2 separate regions of the Homo sapiens genome follow, and region 1 is linked to region 2. Evidence: read pairs that join two places in POLR2A ChIA-PET (ENCODE). Cell type or tissue: A673. All regions are shown on one strand. Links, peaks and the distances in the headings refer to the core of each region. The heading gives the core; the rest is flanking DNA.

Region 1 (7,602 bases), core at 2,598-6,597, 540 kb before region 2:
CAGCAGCTGTATAGATACTTCTTTGTTTAGTCAGTAAGCAATCTAGAGCAATTCTATTATTTAGCATCACTTTCACAAGAGAATTTAAAGTCTGTCATGTAAACATAGCCTTTGTAGTAGAATCTGCTATAGAGCCTATCATGAGGGATCAATTTTTAATTCACTCCAAACCACGAAAATTTACTGCAAACTGTGAAAAAGGACGTAACAAATGATGCCCTTCTAGAAGAGTTTAGACCTTTTGGCAATGTGCTCTTTATTATTATTATTTTTAATTTATTTGTCATTTCTGAGACGCAGTCTCACTGTGTCACTCAGCCAGAAGTGTAATCGCTTGATCTCGGCTCACTGCAACCTCTGCCTTCCATGTTCAAGCGATTCTCCTGCCTCAGTCTCCTGAGAAGCTGGGATTATAGGAGCCTGCCACCACGCCCGGCTAATTTTTGTATGTTTAGTAGAGACAAGGTTTTACCATGTTGGCCAGGCTGGTCTCAAACTCCTGACCTCAGGTGATCCACCCGCCTCAGCCTCCCAAAAGGCTGGAATTACCAGAATGAGCCACTGCATCCAGCCGACAATGTTCTATTTAGCTCATGATGTAGGTTGAGAGGATTGAACTTAAGTTCTTTTCCTGACTGATTATGAGGCAACACATGTACCATTAAAATTTCTCAGCCGGGCGCGGTGGCTCACACCTGTAATCCCAGCACTTTGGGAGGCCGAGGCAGGCAGATCACGAGGTCAGGAGATCGAGACCATCCTGGCTAACACAGTGAAACTCTGTTTCTACTAAAAATACAAAAAATTAGCCGGGCATGGTGGCAGGGACCTGCAGTGCCAGCTACTCGGGAGGCTGAGGCAGGAGAATTGTTTGAACCCGCGAGGTGGAGGTTGCAATGAGCCGAAATTGCGCCACAGCATTCTGGCCTGGCAACAGAGCAAGACTCTGCCTCAAAAAAAAAAAAAAAAAAAAAAAGGAAGTTTAATCGACTCATGGTTCTGCAGCCTGTCCAGGAGGCATAGGCACATAAGGCAGCTTCTACTTCTAGGGAAGCCTCAGGAATCTTACAATCATGGCGGAAGAGGAAGCAGGCTCATCTTACATGGCTGGAGCAGGAGCAAGAGAGAGCGAGTGGGGAGGTGCCACATATTTTTAAACAACCAGATCTTGTGAGAACTCACTCACTACCCAGTACCAAGGCAGGATGGTGCTACACCATTCATGAGAACTGTGCCCCCATTATCCAGTCACCTTCTACCAGGCCTCACCTCCCAACACCAGGGATTACAATTTGGTGTGAGATTTGTTTAGGGACACAGATCCAAACCATATCAGAAACTTAACTCTGAAACCCTGTGTGAATATAGTACCTATCAAGGCTCGACATAGATATTGAGATGTTTTCTAAATTAATCTTCTCTCAGTCTGTTCTTGTAAAGTTACGAAACCAAAAGAAAATAGAATTAACACTGTCTTAGTCTTTTCTGGCTGCTATAACAAAACAGCGTAGACTGGGTAATTTATAAACAACAGAAATTTACTTCTCACGGTTCCAGAGCCTGGAAAGTCCAAGATGAGGCTCTGGCAGATTTGGTGTCTGATGAGGGCCATTTTCCGGTTCATAGTGTTACTGGTAGAAGAGACCAAGTTACCCCGAGTTACTGGTGGCGAATCCATAGGCATCTGCAGCAACTTCAGCCCTGGCCTCCTCAGAAGAATGAATTCAACTGAGGGGGATAAAGCAGAAAAAGAGACTGAGGCAAGTTTCAGAGCAGGAATGGAGGTTTATTAAAAAGGCTTTAGAACGGGAAAGAAAGGAAAGAACCCTTGGAAGAGATCCAAGTGGGCGCCTGAAGGTCAAAGAGAGAAAAAAGCAGAGCCTTGAACCTTGATCCTAGGAGTTTATAGGCTGGCCTCTTTCCCATGATTCTTCCCTTAGGCTGGGCTTTCTGCACGTGCAGTGCCCTCCTTACCCTTAGGAACTGAGTATGCACAGTTTAGGTGCCCAGCAATGACTCTGAGTCATGCTTACCCAGCATTTCCTTGGAATCAACATGTGTATCGTCAATAACGTGTTGCATTCATTACCACAGCTCTTCTGCTCTTCCTAGAAGCTGATTAGGGAGCACGTTTAGGGAGTTAGACGCTTGCCCATCTGAGGCTTTCTTCCTTTTTCTGATGGCACGTACCTGGAACATCGTACTTTGCCATTTTTATGTCTTAATGTGCATGCCCAGGAAGTTGCTTCTCCCTGGGGTCTGCATTCAGTTAACATTTTTTTTTGTTAACATGTGTGAATCATCAGGAAATGACCTCCCCCTGGCGCTGCCCAATTATTGTTTTTAAAGAGGCAATGCAATGATTGTCGAACCATCACGCAGCATTCCTAGTGGGTTGCGGGGGAGAGCCCTCTCCTTTCCCGCTCATGCCTATCTATCTACTTATAACAATAGTGGACACACCTTCTAGCTGTGTCTTCACATGGTGGAAGGGCAAATGAGCTTCCTTGGTCTATTTTGTAAGAGCACTAATCCCATTGATGAAGCCTCTGCCCTCATAATCTAATCACCTCTCAAAAGAAAGGGATTGGCCAGGTGTGGTGGATCACACCTGTAATCTTAGCACTTTGGGAGGCTAAGGCAGGCAGATTGCCTGGGGTCAGGAGTTCAAGACCACCCTGGGCAACATGGTGAAACCCATCTCTACTAATACATACAAAAATTAAACAGGCATGGTGGCGCGTGCCTGTAGTTCCAGCTACTCTGGAGGCTGAAGCAGGAGAATTGCTTGAACCCAAGAGTCGGAGGTTGCAGTGAGCCAAGATTGCGCCACTGCACTCCAACTTTAGTGACAGAGCAAGACTCCATCTCCAAAAAAAAAAAAGGAAGAAAAAAGGGGATTATCCTCTGTATATAATCATGTTAGGGGTTAGGATTTCAACATTAGAATTGCAGGGGAACACAGACATTCAGACCATAGCAAACACCAAACACCAACTAGGCAAAAAAGAACAGACCCCCAGTGCCATCAGGGTCACACTGACATGTAGAAGCCCACCCACATCTGAAATTCTGAACTCCTCTACCCCTGGGGTGGGCTGAGGGATCATCTGAAATGACGCAGACAAATGAATCTCACTTTCTGGATTTATTTATAGACCCCCTGTGTTGCAGAGCTCTACTCCCTTCCCACTGTGGCCACACACCAACCTGAACAGTATCTCAAAACAGCTTGAGGTATGGTGTGTGCTCTCCAGGATGACTCCTGCCTTTGAAATGGTCCCTAATGCTGCCATAACCACCCAACCAGCTAAAGCTGAATATATTGATAGTCTCAGCTCAGAACAAATTGCAGTTTAGCGTTTCCTACCTGAGTGTACAGGCACTAAGTCTAGCTTTGCTTTTGAAGTTAATTGTTCTCTCCTTTATCTGTCTGATATGGCCCTAATCTATATTAACACATTACATTTGCTCAAAGGTAATTTTTATCCATTAAAAATAACTCGAGAATGTTCTTTTCTTTGAAAGAATCAGCACTCCTCCATGACTGCTTTACATGTTCGCTATTTGAAGAGTGACTCAATCACTGCCAGACCTTTTTCCCTTCAATTAACTCAGAACATCCAAGATTGAACTCATCATCATTGCTTTGAGAAGGCAGCCCTCTCCGGCCCCTGCTGCAAACCCCATTTCCAGGAGTTCCATGACTCTGCTGTCTGCCAGGCTACAAGACCTCTGATTCTTCTTACTCTCTGTGTTCACTAAGAAGTATCATTTTGTTTTTCAATTTCCTGTAGGATTTTTCCAGTCCTGTCCATTTTTATGCTTACCCCCAGTCCAGATCTTCATCTCTTCACACCTGTATCCGTTATGATTGTATTGTACCTCCTATTTCCACAAGCTTAACAGTTGTCTTCGCATTCAGCAAATACTAATTGTCACAGTGTGCTAAGCCTTTCCTGTCCAATTCCATTCTACACACTATTCCCAGACTAATTTTCTTAACATGTGCACTTATCACTGTGCCAAGATGGTCAGTTGATCCCAGTCTGCTTTCTTTCCTTCAGACATAGAAAGAGAATTTATAGTTGGGCACTCAGTTAAAAATTTCCTCCCATCGATTTTTCTCACATCCACCTCTTCTGGGACTCTACGATTGGAGGTTGACCTGTGTATTGGGCCATTCATTTTCTTATTCTTCATTTCCTATTTTCTATCTCTTTATCTTTTGGCTCTACTTTCTGGGAAATTCTCTCATGATTATCTTGTAACTCTAATAATGAGACTTTCTTCTTCTCACTCTGTCTTTGTTTCCTGTGTGTATGTGTGTGTGTGTGTGTGTGTGTGCGCCTTTCATATTGGCTGCTCACACATCTGGTGCTCCAGGCTATCTTCCTTTGTAAGAGTGGAGCCTGTGAAGCTGATTGACAATTCTGTGTGCGTGGGAAGTTTGTCAACTATGGTCTTCACTGCAGGGTGGCCTAATAGAGTCATTTTATTGGAGAACTTCCAAAGTCAATATTTGTAGGTCTTTTGCCTTGAGCTGGTCATCTTCCCCAGGGAAGAATCTTCCAGACTTCAACCTGGAGATAATAGGCCTCGCTCTCAGTTCTCTGGGAAGTTGTTGAAGGTCTAGACATCAATTAGAGAAACTTCCCATCATTCCTCTTGTTTTCCATCCAGTATCTTCAAACTCAACTGTGCTTGTACAACACTGTTTTATTATCTCCACACTTCTGTCAAAGTAGGAGAGGCCATCTGAGCAGAGTCGACAGACTTAGCAAATCAAAATGCAGGCACCCACTTACATTTAAATTTCAGATAACAAGTAATTGTTTAACATAAGTGTGCCTCATGCAATATTTGCGACACACTTATACTCAGAAAATTATTCATTCCTTATCTGAAATTCAGATTTAACTGGGTATCCTATATTATCTGGCAACCCTACATCTGGGTGTTAAACTGCTTCTCAAATAGACTTCGTGCCAGTCTTCCTGTTTTGGGCCCCATTTTTACCCCTACAAGAGATGCCTGGATCTGCCAGTATCTGATCCTTCAGGCAATGCGAATCAAGCTGTTTTCCAGTTTATCTTGGAGCTGACTTGGGAATGGCTTTCTTAGGTCTGCTAAGTCAGTTACCACTTGCCCATCTGCTTTCCAGCTTCCAAAATTGGGTGGCTGTTTGTTTTTCTCTTATAAATCTATAAAGCTTTATAGGCTTAAGTCTTTTTGTTTTGTTTGTTTTGCTTTAGTATTGATTTTGGTTTCTTTTGCTCATCATAATATTTTTGGTTTTTAAGCATCTCAATTGAGGTGTTACGTTTTAAGCCATACAATTTGTGCTATTTGGCAAATGTACATGGTCGGGTAGCCACAGCCATAATCAACACATAGAGTATTTCCCACTACCTCGGAAAATTTCCTTCTGCTGCTTTGCCCTCATTCTCTTCCTCCACTCCCTGGCCTCTGGCAATCACTGATCTACTTTATGTTATTTTAGTTTTGATTTTTGTACAGTTTCATAAAGTGAGATCATGGCATATGTAATCTTTTGTGTCTGGCTGCCATCACTTAGCATAATGCTTCTGAGATTCATCATGCATCACGCATTGCTGCGTGTATCAGCAGTTTTCTCCTTTTACTGCTGAGTAGTATTCCATTGTATGAATATATACAATTTGTTTACCCATTTGCCAGTTGAAGAACATTCATTTCCAAGTTTTGGCTATTTGAATAAAGCTGCTATGAACGTTGATATACAAGTCATTGTGTGGTTACATGTGTTCATTTCTCTCATGTAAATTCCTAGGAGTGTTTCTGAGTCACATAATAGGTTTATGTTTAGTTTTGTAAGAAATTGCAAACTGTTTTGCAGAGTGGCTGTACCATTTACCATTTTAAATTTCCACCGGCATGTGTGAGGCTTCCAGGGGTTCTACAGCCTCAAAAATACTTGACGTTGTCAGTTGAATTAATTTTAGCCACTTTATTGAGTATGTAGTCCTATCTTGTTGTGGTTTTCATTTGCATTTCCCTATTGATTTTGAGCATCTTATTTGCCATTCAAATATTATCTTTGGTAATGTGTCTGTTCAAATCTTTTGCGAAATTTAAAAAATGAGGTTATTTATCTTCTTATTGATCTTGTAAGAGTTATTTCTGTGTTCTGGATACATTCCTTTTCAGATAAATGATTTGCAAATATAGTTAACCCTCATTATTCATGGATTCCATATTTTTGAAATCAACTATCCACTAAAGACTTTTTATAACTCCATTTAAGATACTGTAAGGACATATTGTGACTGTATGGCCAATGATAGCCATAGGCCCACTCAGACACTTCACAGGGTTGACACTATGTGTCACATAGCAGTGTGATGCAGCCTGGCCCTGGCGTTTCCAGTCTTGGCCCTAGATTTCCAGGGGATGAGATCACCTCAGCACAGATGCAACTCTCATAAATCTTACAACGAATCTGACACTTAGAGGAATAGCTTAAACTCTGTGAAAGAAATACCTGGTGACTGACCCAGACTGAATACAGGTATAAGAAAGGAGATGAATCCTCCAAACTCTGAGAATGGTCTCTAGATGGGGACCCTCCTGGTCAGGTGGTTATCCAACCCCTGACTGTGTCCAGCCCGTGCCACCAGCCTGTCCTGCTATCCGTCTTAGAAGAAGAGTGCTGTGAGAATAAACTGAGCAGCTGATGTTTCTGAATACTCATCTTTAACATCATCAGATGGAAAGGGAAAAGTCCCCCCTGGAGGAGCTAGTTAACTAGGCCCACCCGAGAGTTTCCAAAACAACACCCCCAACTCAGCACTCGCAGCACTTTTGTGGTCATTTGCAGACATGCAGAGTGGTGAAACATTTGAATTACTCGATGTGCAAAATCTCAGCTGAGGCTGTATAGGACGATGCTCTGCCGCCTTGTTCCAGCTCTCAAACCGTAAACAAATGTCCATTCTGCACCCTGTATAGAGCCACGCTTTTGCATTTTTGTACTTTTGTTGGTGATTTTGCTGTTTAAAATGCCCCCAGGCACGGTGCTGAAGTGCTGTCTACTGTCTCTGAGTGCAGGAGGCTGCGATGTGCCTGTGGAGACAGTACCTGTGCTGGATGAGGTGCCTTCAGCGTAAGTTGCTGTGCTTTTGGCATTAAGTTCAGTGTTAATGAAGCAACAGCCAGGTACATTGAGGCAAATCACCTCTTCCCACCAGAAAGTGCTAAAGTAGCATCTATAGTAGGTGACAAAACTGTGGGAAAAATGGAAAAGCGGCTAAATTTGTGGATTTGTGAGACAATGTGTGATTAAAACAAAAAAGTGTTGTGAGGCTGAAAGCCAAAGTCAGGAAAATGTCAAGCCCTTCTCAGCTAGCGCTGACTGGCTCGCATGTTCCAGAAGGTGATACAACGTGAAAAAGGTTAAACCTGCAGGCGAGGCGGGTTCTGCAGATCAGGAGGCTGTGGGAGAATTGTAAAAACGCCTTCTGAGTGCTATACAGGAAAAGGGTTATGTGGTAGGGGAGGTTCTCAATGCTGATGAGACCTGTGTGTTCTACTAGGATGTTGATAAACAAACGTATGTAACAC
Region 2 (7,271 bases), core at 1,967-5,966:
GGGTCAGTTAGGGGTGAGGCTAAAATGAATAGCTCAGACTCTAAGTAATCAAAACCCTTTTTGAAGTAGTTTTATTACTCTCAGATCCAAAATGTTACTTACCAACAGACATAAGCCCCCGAGGACCTGCTTAACTGACAGACAAAATTAATGAGTAATAATCACTTTGTGCCGGTTACTGCACCAGGCGCATTCCCGATGTTATTTTTGACTCTTGTAACAACCCTCTGGTGAAGGTTTTGCGACTCCTACGTCATAGATGTTAAAACTGAGCCCCCACACGGTGAAAAAGCTTGCCCTGATGACCGCGGGGCGAAACTAGAAATAAAACTGGGGCTTATCAGGCTCAAACTCCGAGCTCTTAGCCTGCATCCCAGCTGTGCTTGACAGCACATTCGCAAGCTGGCTCAGACCCCACTTTAGGCTCTGAATTCCATGCTACCAGGCTCTCGCTTACCATGCGATGCCCTTCCTCAGAGACAGTGGTAAGCCAGAGTCCAACCCAATGAAGACAAAGTCCAAATGGGTAAAAACCTGAAGGATTATGCTGTCCTGTAGCAGCAGTCACACCTACTACAGCTGAGAACTACTATAGTTGAGTAACTTTGGGATGTGGAGTAGGCCCAGGGCAGCCTCCAGCTTTGTGTACCTTGTTTGTAGCTGGTTGGTGTTAGCTGTTTTCATGGAAAAGGTCATCATTTAGATCCACGGTTGTACTGGCTTCTAGTTTGAGCTAAATAAAGCAAGAAAAAAAAAGAGAAAGAAAGAAAAAGGCATCATGTCATCTTCAAGATGGTTACACCAGTGTTGAAACAGGAGAAAAACTGGTTTACCATCTCAGGTACTCTGATTCATATGTTACAGAAAAAGATGAGTATTTGGCAGGAAGCCTAAGAGTAGGTCTCAATTAAAATGTTAATTTTTTTTTTTTCCTAATCCTTCCTGTTGTAAGAGTTTGGGACTAGAATGAAGGTAGTACCACCACACTGACCATTAGATTAGCAGTTGTCCTGGCTTGGCAGTAATTGACTTGTGAAATTTGTTGGGAGAGTCATGCGTCCCTGTGCATCAGGTCACCCTGTCTGAAAATGACATTTTCCACGGCAGTCTGGTATGGAGCAGCTGAGCCCAAGGAAACCTGGGCTCTGCTCAAGTCTGACTTGGCTATAAGCTTTTTTAATTCTGAATGAGTCACTTCACCTCTTATTCAGTTTCTTTGTTTTTAAAATAGGGAGTTGATCATAACTTTTTTCAACATTTCAGTACTAAAAATTCTATTTAAAAAAGATACTGTGATATTAGTATCTTAAACAGCCATCATGTATCAAATATCTGCTATTCACAGACCCCTGACAAATTATTATTTGTTTAGTCACTGTAACAATGAAATAACACCGAAGCCTGTCCTGTTTTCAGTATGCTACTTTGCTTCTATATGCACATAAAGTGTATTGAATATTTGTCCAGACAAATGCTATAACCTGTAACAAATTAATATAAACCAGAGAATTGTATTTATTTGTATGAACTAGGGCTGTTTCTTTGAGTTTACTGGGGGAAAGAACCTGAGTTTCAATCAGATACAGATTTATAATTTATGTAAGAGACACTTGATCTTGGACTAGCATCACTTCTCAGCCTCAGTTTCTTCATCTGTGAAATGGACATACTGGTAATAATGTCCATGCAATGGGCCTGTTGTGCTGTCAGGGTGCTTAGTCAAAGCAGCTGGCAGAGTCCCTAGCACAGGGTAGATACTTAATGAATCTTAGTTTCCTTTCTTCACCTAGAACAATGCTTAATTTAATGTCATAGATTTGTTCTATTAAGAGATAATTATTCGGCCGGGTGCGGTGACTCATGCCTGTAATCCCAGCGCTTTGGGAGGCCGAGGTGGGCGGATCATGAGGTCAGGAGATTGAGACCATCCTGGCTAACACGGTGAAACCCCGTCTCTACTAAAAATACAAAAAATTAGCCGGGCGTGGTGGCGGGCGCCTGTAGTCTCAGCTACTCGGGAGGCTGAGGCAGGAGAATGGTGTGAATCTGGGAGGCGGAGCTTGCAGTGAGCTGAGATTGCACCACTGCACTCCAGCCTGGGCAACAGTGAGACTCCATCTCAAAAAAAAAAAAAAAAAAAGAATTATTCATTGTTTTAAATAAATTTTTCATATACCCAATTTTCTACTGGCTTTTATAATAAAACTAGAAATATCTTTCCCTGGAGGAAAATTACCAATAGAGAAAAGTTTGGTGGAAACATTTAAAAACTATATTGCCTATATAAATTTGGTATAATAATTATGTATTAATTATTTAAATTAAATTATACTTGAAAAATAATCACAGAAAGAGGCTTAAGAAGATAAATAGCAGAGCACAGTGAACACGGGTGGACACGGGAGCATTCTGACTTCTGGGAGGGTCATTCCTACCTGACGTTAACACTCTGCCCCTCCCTCATTCTGAGCATTAGCTTAGGCATGAAGGAATAAGACATGGTCCCTTTCTTCAAGGAACTTGCAGCCTAGTGCAGGAGTCAGCAAAATTTTTCTAAAAAGGGCCACATAGTAAATATTTTTGGCTTTGCAGGCCATGTGGGCTCTGTTTCAGTTGTTCGACTCTGCCGCTGTAGTGCAGAATCCGCTGCAAATGAATATATGAATGAAGGAGCACGGCTGTGTGCCAATAAAACTTTATTTACAAACACAGACAGCAGGGCTGTGTTTGGCCTGTGGGCTACAGATTGCCACCCCCTGAGCTAGTGGAAGAAAGACTTGTAAACAGGCAATTATGATATATTGTAAGAACAGTCTACGTGTTTTATCATGAGTACAGGATGCTTCAGAGGCACAGATCTCCTGATCCGGTCTTGGGAGAGGATACCCCTCAATGGAGTTTATTAAACTTTATAGAAATAGAGAAGCATTTTCATTTGTAATTTTGTACCCCTTTCCCTTTTCACTTGGTTGTGTGCTTGCGAAAGTAATATGTGTTGCTTGAAAGAAAAAATGCGTGCAGTACAGAAAATCGGCCATACTTTGACTGACAGGTGACATACAATGTCAAATCATTTTGGTTGTGGTGAGGTTTGTCCTTTAAAGCAGGCATCAAGCCAGAAAAGTTGGAGTGGGAGAATGAGGGTGTTGTGGGAGTGGGGCACAGAAGAGCAACATGGGCCAAGGGCATGGAGGCTCTGGGGAGCTGTGAGCACTTTGGCAAGGCTGGGTCATGGCAGGGGTTGGGGCAGGAGGTAGTGATGAGAGAGGTAGGTGGGGGCAGCCACCCCTGGCTCTCTTCCGGAATTGATGGCAGCCAGTTTGTACATGGGAAGAATAGAAGGTGACAGGTGACTCCAGCCATAAAGGGAATGTAACAGGGTCCTGTTACAACAAGGCCATAGCCTGCGGCTGTGGGAAGCCACTGAGGCATTTGTTTTCAGCAAGTGGAAGATGGCTTTCCTTCACCCTCCAAGTTCTCTCCAGGATGGATCACCTGGGTCGTTACAGTCTTCTCATTTCAGAGATCCCCTGAGGCTCCCAGCAGAAGTTCCCCACCACTGGCTCTCTTCCGGAATTGATGGGGACATCTTAAATGTTAATGCTACAGTCCGGCTCTGTTGACACACTGTGTTATACTAGAAAATACCCTCCAGTAACACTTGAAACAACTTTTGAATTTCTCAAGTTAACAGTCTTCAAGTTATTTCATATAAATGAGTTGCTAGAAGCCTGTGTGCTGACTTCTTGCAGGGCATTAATAGCTGCTCCCTTTTGATGCTAAGGGATCTGTGGGGTTCCTTCCTTCCTCCCTCCCTCCCTGCATTCCTCCCCACTCCCTCCTTCCTTTTTAACTTACAGGGCTTACTCTTAATTTCCTTTCTTAGAGGTAGTTGATGAGGGCCGTTAATAAAATACACAGTGCAGAATTTGGAAAGACTCTTCAAGGTTTTGGTAGCTAAAAGGGCATTGCTTATTAATTATCTCTGCTGCTTTGTGGGTATCTATTCAGCTTCCCCAAATGCCATCGGGGCCCTGTACAAAACGAATAAGAACGTTCAATAATGCAAACCTCTGCTGAGAAAGATGTACCTCCCTATTTCCTTCAAGAAAAAGTAAAAGAAACAAACAAAGAAAAGTGACTCATTGTATTTTTCCCTCAGAGATAATCCTACACATCACTGAGGATGTGTTCAGGTGGTAATTTTTTCTGTTTTTCAAGTTCTACATCTCTAGCCCTTTAAAAATGATCAAATTCAGTGAGAACCAGGAAAGCCCCAGTGTCAGTAAATGAAGCAGTTTCTATTTCTCTCCCACCGGGAAGGCTGCACTGCGCAGAAGAGGAGCGGACAGTAGAGTTGTCATTTGAAGAAAAAAAGACAAAAAAAAAAATTGTTGCTTAAGGGTTCGAATGAATCGGAAATTACATTACTCATTAAAATGGGACTACGTGAAGTTTAAGAAATATGAGCAGCTTTAACGGTGTGGCTCTGGGGTGGGTTTCCTTAGAGAGGCTCAGAATGCAGGTCTGCTAGAGTTGGGGTGTATCTTCCATCCAGCAGGAAGGGTTTGCAATCTATTTTTGCCCCGGCTATTCCCCTCAATGTACCATGGTTATTATTTTAGCACTAAGGTAGAAAAAAGGAAAGATGAGGAGCAATTTGAGCAGCAATTAATATTCATTAAAGAACAGAGAAACAAAATTGAAAAGAGAAAAAATTTCCCCGGAGTACCCAAGGATGTTCATTATGTCATTCAAGGAAGCTTGCACCAATGCCAACTCTAATTGGCAGTTGTGTTGGCTACTGTTGACAGCAAACCTCCTAAAATTGGAGGATGAGCTTAGAGGCAAAAAGTAGAGAGTAATTTGAGGTTTTCAAGTCATGCAGTATATCTTGAGTTTTGATGGAATCTTTTAGGGGAAAAAAAATCTGTCAACTGTTAGATTTAAAATACTGAAAAACACATTTAGGTAGCATAGCCTCCCTAAATGTTGAGAAACTAATCGTAGCTAATGTGCTTCATCAGCCTGGCTTGTGGAGGGTGTTTCTTTTGTCCGTCTGTGACTCATCTTCCAGGGTGGACTCTGTGTGTGTGTTCTTGCCATTTCTATTGTCTGCAGTTAAGAAGTGCAGAGCACCGCACGTCCATGGTATATAAAACACTGGTTCATGAGAGGCTGCTGAAGCTCTGTTTTAGGGGGGAAAAATGCTGACCCTACATTTCTCTAAATTCCTGCGACCCAGTCAGGAACTTTGTTTTACTTAAGCTTTTGAAGTTTTAAGCAGTACTATCCTCTTTGTAGGGCTGAACAGAAATATTTTCTTTTATCTCAACTGACACTGCTCAGCTTTAAAACAGACAGTGTGCACAGCGATTGGTAAAACCCTCGTGGTTTGCTGATAGAACAATTTCAAATGGGGATCTCCACTACAAAAGATGAAACTTGGGGGAAAATTTTCATTCACTTCCCTAAAAAACACTTTTCGCTTTAGTCAGTGAGCATTAACGTGCTTAACCTTCAGGCTGTGAAGACGTGGTTTGTTCCCAGTCACTTTCAGAATAAGCTTCCTGTAGGCCTGATTTATAGGATTGTCTTAAAATACGTGTTTCCGAGAAGGCGAAAAGGTTTTTCCTTTGTTGGTTTGTTTTTTAATGATTTTGTCTTTGCCTCCCCACCATCGCTACCACTGTGGGAGTTTACATTATTTTTCCCTACATTTTTTTTCTGTCATTTGAGGGCTTATAGATTCATCGTAGAAAGTTTGGAAAAGTCAAGAAAAGTATAAAGTTGAAAATAAAACTCAGTCTTATTTCTACTCTTTAGAGATAGTCACTTTAAAATATTTTGGAATATTTTCTTTTAACTTTTCCTGCATATACAAACATCTCTTCTAGTCACCGTTTTTCCATTCTGAAGCTTTCATACAATTATATCATGAGCATTTTCCTCGATCATTCATTTTCAAAAGCGAAATTTTTAATGGCACTATGGTATCATTGACATTGAGTCAGGTTCTCAACTTTTGCTCTGATAAGTTACAAACAGTGAAAATCATTGCATAGAGACCTCTGTGGGTGTCTCTGATAATTTACTTGAGATAAAGTTCCAAGAAAGGGAATTGCTGGGATAAAGAGTAGACCCCATTTAAAGTAATGTGCTGCATATTGCCAAATTGTCTTCCAGAAAAACAGTGCCTAGTTTATGCTCCTTGTACAGATTTGTACCTCTTTGTTTCTCCTTCATCTTTAGAAATTTTTTTAAAATTTTCTTTTTGAAAAACAAAATATTGTCTTTTTTTTTCCTTTTCTTTTTTCTTTTTTTTTGAAACAATGTCTCATTCTGTCACCCAGGCTGGAGTGCAGTGGCGCAGTCTTGCTCACTGCAGCTTCTGTCTTCCAGGTTCAAGCAATTCTCATGCCGTAGGCTCCTGAGTAGCTGGGATTACAGGCATGCACCACCACACCCAGCTAATTTTTGTATTTTTAGTACAGGATTTCACCATATTGGCCGGGCTGGTCTAGAACTCCTGACCTCAAGTGACCCTCCCACCTTGGCCTCCAAAAGTGCTGGGATTATATGCGTGGGCCACTGCACCTGGCCGTCTTCATTAGTGAAATCAAACATTTCCCAAGTGTTTAACTATTTGTGTTTCATATATGGTTAATCATGTGGGCGCTTAACTCAATTTCTGGTTGCAGTATTGGTGTATATTGATATGTAAGTGGATATATATTACAAATTTAGGTCTTTATAATTTTGCTTATTGTATTTTTGATGTGTAGATTTTTAAAATAGTAATTAATAGTAAAGTAGTAATCATTAGACTGTTACAAAATCTACCAGTTGTTTCCTTAGGTAGTTTTTCCCCCTTAGTTTTTCTCTTTGGAGATTTTATCTTCACTTCAAAATTAAAGAAGCAATCTATTTGCTTCCAATTTTTTTATGTTCTTATTTTACATTTTATCATAGAATTCATTACTGTGGAAAATAAGGTTGTTTTCTTTATCTCCCATTTATTTTCCATCTTCTTTAGAAATTTTCTGAGTCTCCTTGATGAATGTTTCTCCACTCTGGCAAGTCAAGCAATTGAATTATTCCTTTCAAAATAATATTAATGGTATTTTCTTTAGCTTATCCTTAAACTATATAGGTTCTCTGACTCCACAGTTTTTGGTTTTTTTTTTTTTTTTCTCATTTTGCTAGAACACATAGCAACTAACGTGTGTGAAATGTAGACACACTCTGGAGTCATTTGTCTCACCACTTAG

Evidence for each region. ChIA-PET counts read pairs that join two places held together with the same protein. Peaks named below come from ENCODE experiments on the same cell type or tissue, not always from the same donor. Only the 100,000 strongest peaks of a DNase experiment are listed, where the experiment ranks them.
Region 1: POLR2A ChIA-PET joins it to region 2 with 7 read pairs; 1 of 35 experiments calls an interaction of 5 or more read pairs at or near these places.

What each region holds. Positions count from the first base shown.
Region 1 is chr6:3,959,979-3,967,580 of GRCh38, reverse strand. No RefSeq gene overlaps it. Among named protein-coding and RNA genes, the nearest start is that of TGILR, 52 kb to the right of the region's middle. In A673, for the core only: no CTCF peak of the experiment used is centred there; a DNase peak (open chromatin) is centred at 4,390; H3K27ac peaks cover 1,975 bases.
Region 2 is chr6:3,420,155-3,427,425 of GRCh38, reverse strand. All of the region lies in intron 1 of SLC22A23 (solute carrier family 22 member 23), which reads left to right. Among named protein-coding and RNA genes, the nearest start is that of SLC22A23, 33 kb to the left of the region's middle. In A673, for the core only: no CTCF peak of the experiment used is centred there; DNase peaks (open chromatin) are centred at 3,775, 4,785 and 5,095; H3K27ac peaks cover 2,370 bases.